Linked DNA regions of Homo sapiens: region 2 is linked to region 1. The links are chromatin loops, found by intact Hi-C in ENCODE. Cell type or tissue: ovary. All regions are shown on one strand.

Region 1 (8,000 bases):
ATATATGGTCTCCATATACTGGGGAGGTAAAATTCCCCCTGCTACTGTGGTCGCTGGCAGCAGTGGTGGAGGGGCAGGAGCTTCAGGACCTAAAGGAAGAGAACAAGAATGTTGCTTTTTGGCAGCCCTGCTCCTGTAGCAGGACCTGTCTGTGGGATTACGATGGGTCTTTACGGGGATGTCATTTCTGATCCCTTTGGCCTCCCTAGGCCAGGCTTTGCTTCAGCTGGGAGGCAGGATTCTGCATTAATGTGGGTGGCCCATGGATAGCTTTTTGGGGGTCCTGGCTTGAATTGTTGAGGGAAGGTGAAGGGACACAAAGAAGTGGCAGAAAGAAGCAAGTGGTGGAGAAAAAAAGCTTCTGAGGGCCCCAAAGCAAAAGGAGTGGGGCTGGAAGGAGTGGGTAGGAGGAAGAAAGTCAGCATGGACTCAAGGCCTCTTCCTGGGCCTGTTCTTGGGGACCGGTGCCAAGCATCATGTGTGCTGGAGCTGAGTTCATTTGTTGAGGGAATGCTGGCTTCCTGCTGTTTGGCCACCCTTGGATAATACTTCAGAGCCCCCTGTTGGCAAGCTTCTTCCCTTTCCTGGGCATGACCCACCCCTTTGAAACAGTTGTGTGTTCCGTGACGCACTGCTGCAGCGTGAAGCCAAGGAGCACAGTATGGGGATTGAAGACTGAGTCCCGGCCCAGCCTTTGCTCTTTACATTAGACCAGGGGCCTTCCAGCACATCAGCAACTCTGTCCTGTGGACAATGGCAGGAATTCAAACCCCTCCCTGTTCACCTCTCAGGCTGCTATGACAGTCAGTACTTGAAAATATTTTCTAAATGAAAACATTTACATTTAAAGTTTTTTATTTTGCGAATTTTTTTCAAAATTACAGAAAAAAATTATTTCAAAAGACTTTTGAACATTTGCATTTGAATAAGGTGATAAAAAGGGATGCTGGAAATGTAAAAAAAAAAAAAACCCACGACATGAAGTTTTTCATTCAATTTTTTAAAGCCAAAAAATAAGTTGTGCATTATTGCTTTAGGAAAAGGAAAAAGGGAACTGCGAAACAGTTTTGAAATGAAGAAAATATCGATCTCTTTTCGCCAGGGAACAGACCTAGTAACCTGGTTGTCTGCTACTGGGCATCGACTTACAGCCTTCCCTGATCTGATGTGTCCCCAACATAGTCCTCAGGGTTCCATCTCACTATCTTCATCACCAGCTCTGCTTCCTGGATCCCAAGAAGGAATCCTGGGAGAAAAGTTTTCAAGAATTTGTTTCATCTGCTATCCTTCTGGCCTGAAGAGAATATTATTTCCACAAGAACCAATTTCTGCTCCTTTCCAATTTATCTGAGAAAATGGGAGCCAAGGTCTTTCCAGCTTTCTGCAGAACACAACTAAGATAAACTTGCTTGTCCCTTTCTTTTGGGTAGGATCTTAAAGGGCCAGGGCCTCTTGAACGCTAACTGTGGTGTCTACAAGCCCAGGACTTCTTGTGCAGCGTTTAAGGAACTACGGAGCATAGAGGTTGGAGAGCAGAGATCTCTGTGAATCAGTGCGAGGGCAACAAGATATAGCTGCTATACCTCTTCCCCAGCCTACCTGCCCTCATATCCTTGATCATCTCTGAGGATTTCCTTAAGAAAAACTGTGACTTTGTGCTTACAATGCAATCTTCATGCTTAATCCTACGAAATGATCTTGCCTTTAGTGATGGCCATTTACCATGATTGCAGGTGACTTTCAGAGTGAATATCTGCATACAAGTTGCAACTAGAAAGAACCTTATGGCTCAGCCTCCCTCAGTGAAGGGATTATTACCTGTGCCAAAGGCTGTGACCTGTTCCAAAATCAACAGCTCTCTTAATACTGGGAACAGAAGTAGACCACCCTTCTATCTTCACTGCTCTTAGTGTGACCAAGGGACTGAAGTTTTTCTCCAGCACAACATGAGAGGAGGTGACACATTCAAAACTCCCTCACATACTTCTCTCAACATTTTTCTCCTGGCTGACTGGGGCTATCGCCCCTAGCAAGACCTTAGGAGCCAAGCGTTGGAGGAAGAATGACTGTCAGCCTGGATCCATGTGTGGCTAAGTGGAAGAGAGACACTACTCACCCCTGACCCTGCTGCAGTGTTGTTACTGGAGTCAAGTGATCCTGCAGTCATGCCTCTCATGTGTCTCAGTTTCCCCATGACCACCCATTGTAGTGCCTGGCAAGCAACAGATGCCCAAGAAATCTTGATTGAACACATATCTTTATTCTTTGAAGACTCTTGTGATAGTTCAATGAAATAATCACTTTGGAAAGAGGTATCAACGTGGAAAAGCTAGTTGACAGAAGTAAGATGATGCTATCTCAGCCCCTTCCTCCCTTTCATCTTAAGAAGCTTGAACAACTTGTGGAACTATTCATTTGTCCAGGGTAACAGAAAAAGGCTATTGTGGACATAATGAAATCCATGGTAATTGAAGGAGATCCATTTAATTTCAAGCCTCTCCTCAGTGTCTCCCCCAATTCCAAAACCAAATGACAAACCTGGAAAACCAATGGACAGGAACTTGTAGTCTCTAGGATTGGTATTTACATGAAGCAGCCAGCCACAGTGAGGCCAATGGAGAAGAGACACTCTCACTTTGTAGGCATTCAGAAAAACTTGGATAGTTTAGGAAGGTGATCTTTAAGATCTTAACCAACCCCAAGTTCTGTGATCTTCAAGAAAATAAACAGAATTTTAGTTTCATCCTCTTTTGACTCCTGTGCCTCCCATGTCCATTCCCTGGGGAAGCACAAGTCAGAAACAGAATTTCCCCCAAAAGCACAAAATAGGAGGCTGAAAGAAATGCAATAACTTCCAGTCAATGAATAATTCATATTTAAGGCATCCTTGCCTTTTATTAGGGGGAAAATCAAGTCTCCAAGCAATATGTCCTCTTAGTTATACTTTGGGTTCATTTTGCATTTTGGTTGGGTACGTGACGACTCCATCATCTTTGTACAGGACTGTATGCATTTTTCTTTCTCTTTTAAATAAAGCATGTTTTTGTCAAAGGACTGCAAACCTCACTAAAGAATAGTCTTTGGAATCAGATGGGCCGGCATTTGAATCTGGGGCGAGTTATTTAATAACTTCAGATCATTCATTTCCTTTTTATAAACTGGGGTTAAATATATACCTAATAGGGGTGTCTTGAGAATTATCATTAGAAATTATTAATCCAAAAGGGCTGGCATGTAATAAATGCTCCATGCTGGCTGGATCTTTCCCCTCCTCCTTTTTTCCTGTTAAAATGTACAAAGTCCAGTTTGTGCAGCTGCATTCCATAGTGGTGACCAGGAACGTCTGTGCCACATTCAGCTACTTCAGAAGACGCAGATAGGTAAATGAGCAGCAGCAGGGCTTCGTTCTGCTGAAAAGAAAGACCGCTGATCCTGAAAAAGTCTGGGTTATGCCTGCAGAGTATAGAAACCTCAAAAATGACTGAAGTTCTGAGGAAGCTATTTTTAAATGGCCTCCTGCTGTGACACAAGCTTTCTGGGAAGGTTTATTTCAGGCCCATTATAGCTTTCCACCTGATCTCCTGCATTCCTTTTGGTTTATCTCCATCTGCTGGTACAATATGAAAGATACTTTCACAGAGACCCAGACAGCACTGGTGGCCTTGCTGTTGCAGCACCACACAGAGGTTCAGGCCAGCACTGAGATCTGGGAGGAAGAGTAAGTTTTTGGGACAGAAGAGAAATGGGGCTTCTTATGAAAGAAGGGGAATGTGATTTTTCTATCTTGGCATGAGTTGCTTAGTTGTTCCTCCTCCTCAAGTCAGCTTCACTTCAAGTGAACTTCTGGTAGGTGAGCTGTCAAGTTGGAAGCCTGGAGCATGGTGACAATCCACTCCACACTTAAGGCTTAAAACCTCAACCATTATTTAATTTGCTCACGAATCTGCAATGTGGGCAGGGCTCTGCAGAACAGCTTGTCTCTATTCTGGGCAGCATCAGCTGAGGCAGTTTGAGGGCTAGATGGGGTGACTCAATGGCTGAGGGCTGGAATCTTCTGAAAGCTTCACTCCCTTACACATCTCTTGGTTGATGGTGGCATCAGCTGAGGCAGTTTGAGGGCTAGATGGGGTGACTCAATGGCTGAGGGCTGGAATCTTCTGAAAGCTTCACTCCCTTACACATCTCTTGGTTGATGGTGGCATCAGCTGAGGCAGTTTGAGGGCTAGATGGGGTGACTCAATGGCTGAGGGCTGGAATCTTCTGAAAGCTTCACTCCCTTACACATCTCTTGGTTGATGCTGGCATCAGCCAGGGCCTCAGTAAGTCTGTGGACTGAACACCTGCACTTGGTTCCTCCATGTGGCCACTTGGCTCCCTCAGAACACAATGACCAGCTTCTAAGACAGAGGGCACAGCACGATGGGGGTAGAAGTTGTATTCCATTTTATGACTTAACCTTGGAAGTCACTTAGCATCTCCTCCGTCCTTGTCACTTTTGCTTAGATTCTCAGAGAAGGAACCCAGGCCCCTCCCCTCAGTGGGAGGAGTGTCAGCCTCATGTTGTAGGTCAGGAGGCTTTGTAGTGGCCAGCTGGAAAACAATGATCTGCCACAGAAAGGAACCCGCAGAGGTGTGGAGGCATGGGCTGCTTGTTGGAAAATTAAGAATTGAGGAAAATCAGAGCTGTATTTTTTCACTTTACAGTGGGGCTGGGTAGGGGCTGGGTAGGGGTGGAGAAATGGCAATGTAATAGAAAACATAAGTAGGATTCTCCTTGAGATTCTATTTATTTGGGAGGTGCTGTAAAATGAAGAACCTAAACTGCTTTTATACCAGTGAAAAGTTTTGCTTAGAAAAGCCTTCCCTATATCAAGATTATTTATCAATCAATGACGTCTAGTACTTCTAATATTTTTATGGCTTAATTTTTGATATATTTGGAAATTATTTTGATGAAAGGAGGGAGGCAGGTGTTCAGATGGATTGTTTTTAAGTGATTAGCCGGTTGGGACCTCTGTTGATTGAGTGATATGGTTTGGCTGTGTCCCCACTCAAATCTCATCTTGAATTATAGCTTCCACAATTCCCACGTGTTGTGGGAGGGACCTGGTGGGAGATAATTGAATCATGAGGGCAGTTTCCTCCATACTGTTCTCGTAGTAGTAAGTCTCATGAGATCTGATGGTTTTGTAAGGGGAAACCCCTTTCGCTTGTCTCTCATTTTCTTTTTGCCTGATGCCATGTAAGATGTGTCTTTCACCTTCCGCCGTGATTGTGAGACCTCCCCAAACACGTCGAATTGTGAGTCTATTGAACCTCTTTTTCTTTATAAATTACCCAGTCTCGGGTATGTCTTTATCAGCATTTATCAGACTAATACATTGAGTAATCATCTTTTTCTCATTGATTTGAAATTTTACTGTATCATATACTAAATTCCTATATATTTTGGAGCCTACTTCTGGACTCAAATGATTTTTATCTGCCTTCTCATCAGGATAATATCCCATCATGAGCTCTGGAGCTAGACAGAGCTGGGTGTAAACTCAGAAGCAGCTTAGCTATGGTCTACTTTAAGCCTCAATTTCCTTCTTTATAAGTTGGGTTGTTTTTCAAGATTAATGGCTCAATGTGTTGCGCAAAATTGTTCTGCATGGTTCCAAGCACCTTGTGCAGGCAAGGTTCTCGGGGAGACTGACTCTGAGTTGGAAATTTATGTTAAATGTTTTTCTGGAGTGCCTTCAAGCTCAACAGCTATGGAAGGGTGAGAGAGTAAGCAGGATGGGCAGAGGGAGAAGTTGAGTGCAATGCAGCCTCAGCCTCTCTAATGGGAACCCTGAAGCTTCAACAGCCCTTCAGTGTTGTCCCTGGTTGGACAGGCTTATTCATATGTCCACATTGATCAATGTTGCATGGGTGCCATTGTGGAAATGGATGTGGCCTAGGAAGACACAGCTCCCGGCAGCATTCCATGAGAAAGCTGACAGCTAGAGTGCACCACCAGCAGAATAGTCCTTTGTCAAAGGGGAATCCTGGTTGTGCATCACAATGTCGACAATAGTACCTCGCTCAAAAACTGATTTTTTTTCCTCTTCCATATTCCCAACTTTTTTTTTTATTATACTTTAAGTTTTAGGGTACATGTGCACATTGTGCAGGTTAGTTACATACGTATACATGTGCTATGCTGGTGCGCTGCACCCACCAACTCGTCATCTAGCATTAGGTATATCTCCCGATGCTATCCCTCCCCCCTCCCCCCCCACCCCACAACAGTCCCCAGAGTGTGATATTCCCCTTCCTGTGTCCATGTGAGCTCATTGTTCAATTCCCACCTATGAGTGAGAATATGCGGTGTTTGGTTTTTTGTTCTTGCGATAGTTTACTGAGAATGATTTCCAATTTCATCCATGTCCCTACAAAGGACATGAACTCATCATTTTTTATGGCTGCATAGCATTCCATGGTGTATATGTGCCACATTTTCTTAATCCAGTCTATCATTGTTGGACATTTGGGTTGGTTCCAAGTCTTTGCTATTGTGAATAATGCCGCAATAAACATACGTGTGCATGTGTCTTTATAGCAGCATGATTTATAGTCCTTTGGGTATATACCCAGTAATGGGATGGCTGGGTCAAATGGTATTTCCAGTTCTAGATCCCTGAGGAATCGCCACACTGACTTCCACAATGGTTGAACTAGTTTACAGTCCCACCAACAGTGTAAAAGTGTTCCTGTTTCTCCACATCCTCTCCAGCACCTGTTGTTCAGCAAAGCTTCATGCTGGAAGGCTCCTAGTCCAGGGCCCTCTGGTATATGGAAATCTTAATACTTTATCACAGAGGTGTGGAGAAGACATTGAAGAGGTGTAGCATTGCATGAGATGGAGGAAAGTGAGGTGGCACAATCTAAATAAGATGAGCTGGGTAAGGATTAGGCAAATCCAAAGCTTTCATCTTAGGTTAAAACACTTTCCTTTTGATAATTATTTGTTCATTTCTAGATTAAAAAATTGACTCTAATAGGCAATGTGAATGTGATAACCAGGCTATACGGAATGATCCCATGATTATAAGGAAGCATCTTAGAAAAGTATTTGCACAGATCAAACAAGGTGAGGTCATCAATTTGCTTTTCCTTTTATTATAAAAGTAAAATAAAAAATAGCATTTATAAATCCAACATTTTTTCCTTTAAAGTATTTGATCTAAAAAACATATTTACAATAGCAAAATGCAGAAAAGGGGGAAAATACCATTTTCAGCAATGATTGTAACCATGTTTAAATATTGACAAGTATTTTTTTTTTTTTTTTTTTTGCAAATCAGAGAAATAACCACATTAGAAAAAGCAATATGCCTTTTTTTTTAAAATGGCACATCAAGTGACTCTCATTTTAAAATATCTCTTTTCTTAACCCTTAATTTGAATGCAAAATGATGCTGTGGTCAGAAGGAATGCCAGGTGGCGACCGTGATACCTTTAATGACAATAGGAACGTAGCAGAGGGACAACAGCAATGACAACAGAAAGCAGCTGTGATCCAGCAGCAGCTGGCAAAGCTTAGTAAGCAACCTCATCCCCAGATGCATCCGCTCAGCCAGTGTTGTGATTGCTAGATACTATCTGTAAGTGAACCAAACTAAAATTCATTTATGAACCAAGAAAGGAAGCCAAGTTGAAAAGGTCTCGAGTTAAATCGAGAATGATTCAGGCGGGCCGGCTCTCTGAGCACCTTTGGATGCACTTCAGCTTCTGTCTTGTGGACAACGCAGTGGAATTTTAGGGCTTTGGTTTACACGGTGTGGGAAATTGTCAGCAGGCTAAATTTTGCCTTCTAGAGGTCCTTCCTGCCCATAATCATGGGGCATTTTGTTGAGAGTTAGCAGTGAGGCACCACTGGTCAGAGACTCGGTAAAGCTGAGTTTGCGGAAGGATGTCTCCACGCCGCTGTCGCAGACACTGTCACTGTCTCGGAGCTCGTCTGAGGGGAGAAA
Region 2 (8,000 bases), 390 kb before region 1:
ACTAAGAAGTGGAGTGTTCCTATAACAAATGCCTATTATTGTAAAAGCAGCTTTGTAGCTAGTAGTGAATAAAAGCTAGAACAGTTGTGAAGTGCCTCCTAGAAAAAGTCTAGATTACCATGAACAGAGCATTAAGGGCAATTCTGATGAAGGTTCAGAAGACGAGGAGAGCTGTATAAAGAGCCTTCATGTTCTTAGAGATTATCTAAGTTAATCATGATCAGAAGGCTGGTAGAAATGTGGAGAGTAAAGACCATTCTGATGAGTTCTTCAGTGGAAATAAAGAATGTCTTACTAGAAACTGGAGGAAAGGTCATCCTTGTTATAAAGTAGCAAAGAACTTGGCTGAATTCCACCTGTGTCCTAATGCTTTGTGAAAGGCAGAACCTGTGAGCAATGAAATAGGATATTTAGGGGAAGAAATACCTAAACAAAATGCTGAGGGTGCTACATGCTTCTCTTGACTGTTTATGATACTGGACAAAAAGAGAAAAATTAATTCAAGATGGAATTTATAATCAAAAAGGAAGCAGAACTTAAAGAATTGGAAATTTTTCAGCCTAACCAGGTTGTAAAGACTGAGTTCAGGAGAGAATACCAAGAATATGGCCAAGTGCATGTTTGATAAGCAGATTAGTATGGATGGAAGGAAGCCAGATGTTATTCATCAAGTCAGTGGAGGAGTGGCCCTGAAGGTATTTCAGAGATCTTTGAGGCTACCACTCTTATCACAGGCTCAGAGTGCCAGGGCCTTCAGGGCAGAACAGTTTCAAGGGAGGGGCCCAGGGTGTCCATGGGAACTCAGGGCTTGCTGCCTAGGGCCACGTCAACTTTCTGCTCCACACATGTGGCTCAGCATTCCTTAGCCACACCAGCTGTGGCTCAAGCAGGCCCAGGTGCAGTGTCAGAGAGTATAAACAGTAAACCTTGGTGGTGCCCATGTGGTGCTAAGTCTGTAGTCATGGCTATCTCCGCATAGATTTCAAAGGAGGTCACAGAGAACCTTGGGGCCCAGGCACAGAACTGCCAGAGGTGTGAGGTCAGCACAGAGAGTCACCACTAGGGCAGTGCCTACAAGAGCTGTGGAGTCAGGGATACCGCAGAGAGCCCCCATAAGAGCAATGCCTAGTGGAGCTATGGGGGCAGAGCCACCACCAAGACTGTAGGCCACTAGAGATACCAGTGTGCAATTCCTGCCTGGGAGAGCGACAGGCATGTGATGCCAACATGTGAGAACTGGTGCATGGTCTGCTCCCCCTAAAGCCATGCAGGCAAGGCTCCCAGGAGACATGGGGGCTCAACCCCTTCCCCATTGTATGCAGAAGGCAGGACATGGAGTCAAAGAAGATTATTCTCAAGTCTCAAGATTTAATGTTGTTTGCCTTGCTGGGTTTGGGACTTACTTGGAACTTATTACCCCTTTCTCCTTTTCTATTTCCTCCCTTTTGAAAAGGGAATATCTATCTTTCCTCTGTCTGTCCCACTATTGTATTTTAGAATGATATAACTTGCTTGATATCATAGGCTTACAGCTGGAGAGCAATTTGCCTCAGGATGAATCAAACCTTGAGTCTCACCCATATCTGATTTAGATGAGACTCTGGACTCTGGACTTTTGAGTTGGTATCGGAAACAGTTAAGACTTTTGGAGCTACTGGGATGGAACAAGTGTGTTTTATATGTGAGAAAGACATGAATTTGTTGTGGGGGAAGGGGCAAAATGCTATGGTTTGAATGTTTGTGTCCCTCCAATTTCATGTTGAAACTTAATCCCCAATGCAACAGTATTAAGAGCTGGGGCCTTTAGGAGGTGACTAGGTCATGAGGGCTCTGCCCTCATAAATGGATTAATGCCCTTATAAAATAAGTGGAGGGAGCTAGCTAGCCCCTTTTCGCCCTTCTGTCTCTTCCAACATGTAAAGATACAGCATTTATTTCCTCCAGAAGATGCAGCATTCAAGGCACCATTTTGGAAGCAGAGATCTGAGCTTTTACCAGATGCCAAATCTGTCAGCACTTTGATCTTGGATTTTCCAGCCTCCAGAACTGTGACAAAATAAATTTTTGTTATTTATAAATTACCCAATCTTGAGGATTTTGTTAAAGCAACACAAATAGACTAAGACACTACTATGGTTTGAATGTTTGTCCCCTCCAAAACTCATGTTGATTGTAACAGTATCAAGAGGTGGGACCTTTAAGAGGTTATTAGGCCTTGAGGGCTGTGCCCACATGGGTGAGGTTAATTTCATTATAAAAGGACAAGTTCTGCCACCCATTTGCGTCCCTTACCCTTATACCTTCTGCCATGTGAGGAGGACATAGACTCCCTCCCCTCCAGAGAATGGAACAAGAAGGCCCTCTCAAGATGCTGGGGTGCCTTGATCTTGAACTTCTCAGCCTCCAGAACTATGAGAAAGAAATTTTTTTCATTATAAATTATCCAATCTGTGGTATTCTGTTACAGCATACAAAATGACCTAAGACAGACACCGTGTCACTTTATTGTGGCAACAAGATCTAGGCACCCGAAAACGGTTTAAAATCAAGGTACTATCTGACTAATGAGATCAAATCCTAAATACTATTAGGAATTTTAACAATGACAGTCAATTTGAATTATAGTAGTAGAAGTTTAGCCCAGATTTGTATTGTCCTGATTAAATAATAATACTAGGTAGTCATTATCTTAAAAAAAATACTGACCTAGTTTGAATGCCTTTTATAAAGAGTATTCTGTTATGCATGCATGTAGGTCTCAAATTCATTTGTTCAGAAAGATGTATACTGTGGTTGTTTATAATTGTGTTAATCTTTTATCTGACCTCAAGAAGAGTTCTTTGTTTGAAAGGCAGCAATAGTTCCAAAGATTCCAAAGCAATACATACTCACAACTGTTGATGCATATGTTTTACCTAACATTAATTGAATAAGTATGTGTTAAATGCCTACTACATGTCAGCAATGCATAGTAGATAAGAGAATAGACTATATTTAAACACACTGGAATTGAAAATCCCAGCTTTGCCACTCTCAGTGGAAGGAAAAGAGCTGCAGTCTCATTTAGAATAATTTATACTGAATTCCATATACATTATGATTTTTAAAGGAAATTTCAGTTCTTATTTAGCCAATTATTAATGCTGTTGTCAAATTTAATTGGCATACCTTTCTTTAGAGGAGAGAGGTGAGGAATTATTTAAAAGTATTTAGCTGGGCTACAAAGTAAATCATCCACATTTAGAAGAGTACAAGTTGGCCATAAAGTTTTGCTGAATGATCTGTGATATGTAGTCACTAGATGTCACTGTTGCACAACATTGCTCCAAAAGCATAAACCCATAGTATTGTGTATGGACACACCAAGGAAAGACAAGTTGTTTATATTAAGTGATACATATGCACATACATGGTATTTAAGAAATGAAGTTCCCAAGAAGTACGTATTGCTATTCTTTCAGCCTATTTCTTGGTATGCCCCTCAGATAATAGAATCATAGACTTAAAACTGTTAAAGCCTGGCCAGGCGCAGTGGCTCACACCTGTAATCCCAGTACTTTGGGAGGCCAAGGTGGGCGGATCACGAGGTCAGGAGATCAAAACCATCCTGGCTAACACGGTGAAACCCGTCTCTACTAAAAATACAAAAAATTAGCCAGACGTGGTGGCACGCGCCCGTAGTCCCAGCTGCTCGGGAGACTGAGGCAGGAGAATCGCTTGAACCCGGGAGGCGGAGGTTGCCGTGAGTCGAGATTGCGCCACTGCACTCCCGCCTGGGCTACAGAGCGAGACTCCGTCTCAAAAAAAAAAAAAAAAAAAAGAAACTGTTAAAGCCCTTAGATCATCTAAGATCCTCACTCCCTACGTCACTTTATAGGTTTGGAATCGAGCAGAGAGATGAAATGACAAGAAATTTACTCAATATGATGTATCAGGGTCAGGTGCGATGTCTCATGCCTGTAATCCCAGCACTTTGGAAGGCTGAGGCTGGCGGACCACTTGAGATCAGGAGTTTTAGACCATTCTGGCCACCATGGTGAAACCCCATCTCTTCCAAAAAATAAAAAAACTAGACGGACACAGTGACTCACGTCGGTAGTCCCAGCTACTCGGGAGGCGGAGGTTGCAGTGAACCCAGATCGCACCACTGCACTCCATCCTGGGCGGTGAGATTCTGTCAAAAAAAAAAAAAAAAGTAGCAAATGAAAAACAGAGAACTTAGATTGCCCAGTTCTTTTTACAATACCACACTGTGTCCATTATTAATATATAATCAAACAGACATTCTAAAAAACCAAGGTGAAAATGGAACTTCTAAATCCATCAAAATTTTTCACTATTTTGAAAGCAAAGCCTAGCAATATAACAGCAGTACAGACTTCTAATAAGTTTTAAATACCATAGCTTTTGCTATAAGTTGTACAAACATCTCACTTAATTCCCATAATAGCAAGATATGTATATATGTGTGTTTATGTATGTACTTATATCTACCTCATTCCGAAAAGGATTTTAAGAAGCTTATTGAAATAAGTAAAGCATAAAAATTTTTTAAACTGAGCTGATCATTTATATGTAAGACACTGGAATATAAACCAGTAAGAAGTCTTATTTTTGTTAGTACAAAAAGCAGGCCATAATTTCTAATAAACTTATCCAGTCAACTCATATTTGGGTGTCTGTCCTCAAATGTGATTCTGCTTTCCCTAGCTGTGAATATGAAGAAAAACAGATAGTACTATGCCCAATAAAAGCTGATGAGATTTGGGAGGCCAAGGCAGGAGGATCACTTGAGCCCAGGAGTTCAAGACCAGCCTGGGCAACATAGGGAGACCCCGTCCCTACAAAAAATTAACCAGACATGACATGTCTGTAGTCCCAGCTACTTGGGAGGCTGAGGTGGGAGGATCACTTGAGCTGGGGAGTTGGAGACTGCAGTGAGCCATGATCACACCACCGCACTCCAGCCTGGGTGACAGACAGAGTGAGAACCCATCTCTCCAGAAAAAAAAAAAAAAAAAAAAAAGATGACAAGAGATTGTAAATTACCCAAGATCATACAACCAGTATATTTCTGATTTCAAGGCTGTTATGCATTTATAGTGATGCCAAGATACTGTAGCATGAAATGTTTTTCCCTTTGTGTCATATCTGATTTCTTTCAGCAGTGTTTTGTAATTCTCATTGTAGAGATCCTTCACTTCCCTGGTTAGCTGTATTCCTAGGGTATTTTCTTTTTGTGGCTGTTGTATATGGAATCTTGTTCTTGATTTGGCTCACAGCTTGGACTTGTTGGTGTATAGAAATGCTACTGATTTTGGTACATTGATTTTGTATCCTGAAAATTTTCTGTAGTTTTTTATATCTAGGAGCTTTTGGGCAGAGACTATGGGGTTTTCTAGGTGTAGAATCATATCATCTACAGACAGAGATTGTTTGACTTCCTCTCTTCCTACTTGGATGCCTTTTCTTTCTTTCTCCTGCCTGATTGTTCTGGCTAGAACTTCCAGTATTATGTTGAATAGGAGTGTTGAAAGAGGGCATCCTCGACTTGCTCTGGTTTTCAAGGGTAATACTTCCAGCTTTTGCCTGTTCAGTGTGATGTTGGCTATGGGTTTGTCATAAACGACATTATTTTAAGATATATTCCTTCATGCCTATTTGTTGAAGGCTTTTAACATGAAGTTATGCTGAATTTTATTAAAAGCCATTTCTGTATCGAGATTATTATATGGTTTTGGGGTTTAGTTCTAATTATGTGATGAATCACAATTATTGGTACATATGTTGAACCAACTTTGCATGCCAGGGATAAAGTCTACTTGATCGTGATGGATTAGCTTTTTCATGTGCTGCTGAATTCCATTTGCTAGTATTTTGCTGAGGATTTTTGCATCAGTGTTCATCAAGGATATTGGCCTTTTTCTTTTTTATTGTGTCTCTGCCAGGTTTGGGTATCAGGATGATGCTATCCTCATAGAATGACTTGGGGAGTTCTTCCTCTTCAATTTTTTGGAATATTTTCAGTAGGAATGCTACCAGGTCTTCGTTATATATCTGGCAGAATTTGGCTGTGAATCATTCTGGTCCTGGGCTTTTTCTAGTTGGTAACCTTTTTATTACTGATTCAATTTCAGAATTCATTATTTGTCTGTTCAGGATTTTAATTTCTTCCTGGTTCAATCTTGGGAGGTTGTACGTTTCCAGAAATTTACCCATTTCTTGTAGTTATTCTAATTTGTTTGCATAGAGGTGTTCATAATAGTCTGAGGATTTTTTGTATTTCTCTGGGGTAATGTCCCTTTGTCATTTCCAATTGTGTTTATTGGGATGTTCTCTCTTTTTTTCTTTGTTAGTCTAGCTGTGGTCTTATTTATTCTTTCAAATAATCTTATTTGTTCTTATTTATAATCTTATTTATTCTTTAAATAATCTTATTTATTCTTTCAAAAAACCAACTCCTGGATTCCTTGATCTTTTTGTATTGCTTGTCATGTCCCAATTTCATTCAGTTCAGGTGTAATTTTGGTTATTTCTTTTCTTCTGCTAACCTTGGGGTTGGTTTGCTCTTGTTTTTCTATTTCTTCTAGCCGTAAGGATAGGTTGTTAATTTGAGATCTTTCTAACTTTTATATGGGGGCATTTAGTGCTATAAACTTTTCTCTTAGCATGCTTTAGCCCTGTCTCAGAGATTCTGTTATATTGTATCTTTGTTCTCAATAGTTTCAAAGAATTTCTTAATTTCTGACTTAATTTTATTGTTTACCCAAAAGTCATTCAGGAAACAGGTTGCTTAATTTCTATGTAACTCTATGGTTTTGAGAGTTCTTTTTAGTATTTATTTCTATTGTTACTGCACTGTGGTCTAAGAGTGTGGTTCAGTTTTTTTAAATTTGCTGAGAATTGTTTTATGGCTGATCATGTGGCCAATTTACAGTATGTGCCATGTGCAGATGAGAATAATGTATATTCTATTGTTTTGGGGTGGCAAGTTGTGTAAAAGTCTGTTAGGTTCATTGATCAAGTGTTGAGTGCAGGTCCCAAATATCTTTGTCAGTTTTCTGCCTCAGTGATCTGTCTAGTACTGTCAATGGGATGTTTAAACTTCCCACTGCTTGTATGTGGTTATCTAAGTTTCTTCATAGGTCTTTAAGAACTTATTTTATGAATCTGTTTGCTTCTGTGGTGGGTTCATATATATATTTAGGGTAGTTAGGTCTTCTTGTTGAACTGAACCCTTTACCATTATGTAATGTCCTTCTTTGTCATCTTTTTTCATCACTGTTTGTTTAAAGTCTGTTTTGTCTGAAATTAGAACAGTAACCCCTGCTTTTTTCTGGTTTTTTTTTTTTTTTTAATTTGCTTGGTAGATTTTTCTCTATTCCTTTACTTTGAGCTTATAGTTATCATTGCATGTGAGATGAGTCTTTTGAAGACAGTATATTGTTGGGTCTTGCTTCTTTATCCAACTTGCCATTCTGTGCCTTTTAATTGGGGCATTTGGCTCATTTACATTCAAAGTTGATACTTTGATATATGCAAATTTAATTCTGTCATCATGTTGCTAGCTGTTTATTATGAAGATTTGATTGTGTAGTTTCTACTTTATAGTGTCAATGGTCTATGTATTTAAGTGTGTTTTTGTGGTGGCTGGTAACAGTCTTTAATTTCTATGTTTAGCACTCCCTTCAGGACCTCTTGTAAGGCACATCTGGTGGTAACAAATTCCCTTAGCATTTGTTTGTCTGAAAGGATCTTATTTCTCCTCTGCTTATGAAGCCTCTTTTAACTAGATAAGAAATTCTTGGTTGAAATTTCTTTTCTTTAAGAATGCTGAATATAGGCCCCTCAATCTTTTCTGGCTTGTAGAGTTTCTGCTGAAAGGTCCACTCTTAGCCTAATGGGGTTCCATTTGTAGATGACCTGCCTCTTTTCTCTAGCTGCCTTTAATGCTTTTTTCTTTCATTTCGACCTTGGAGAATCTGATTGCTTTGTGTTTT

What was found. Hi-C counts contacts between places; a loop is a spot of excess contacts. Peaks named below come from ENCODE experiments on the same cell type or tissue, not always from the same donor. Only the 100,000 strongest peaks of a DNase experiment are listed, where the experiment ranks them.
Region 2: it touches region 1 in a loop (2.8-fold over the local background); 100 of 110 quality-filtered maps call a loop at or near these places.

What each region holds. Positions count from the first base shown.
Region 1 is chr4:102,616,421-102,624,420 of GRCh38, reverse strand. It overlaps NFKB1 (nuclear factor kappa B subunit 1), which reads right to left. Exons shown (of 24, transcript NM_003998.4): 24 at 7,119-7,987. The coding sequence ends at 7,827. It overlaps LOC105377347 (a long non-coding RNA gene), which reads left to right and starts at 3,319. Exons shown (of 2, transcript XR_007058205.1): 1 at 3,319-3,380. In ovary, a CTCF peak has its summit at 3,594 (motif pointing left); a DNase peak (open chromatin) is centred at 3,665.
Region 2 is chr4:103,004,618-103,012,617 of GRCh38, reverse strand. All of the region lies in intron 1 of SLC9B1 (solute carrier family 9 member B1), which reads left to right. Among named protein-coding and RNA genes, the nearest start is that of SLC9B1, 11 kb to the left of the region's middle. In ovary, a CTCF peak has its summit at 3,300 (motif pointing right); no DNase peak of the experiment used is centred here; H3K27ac peaks cover 1,162 bases.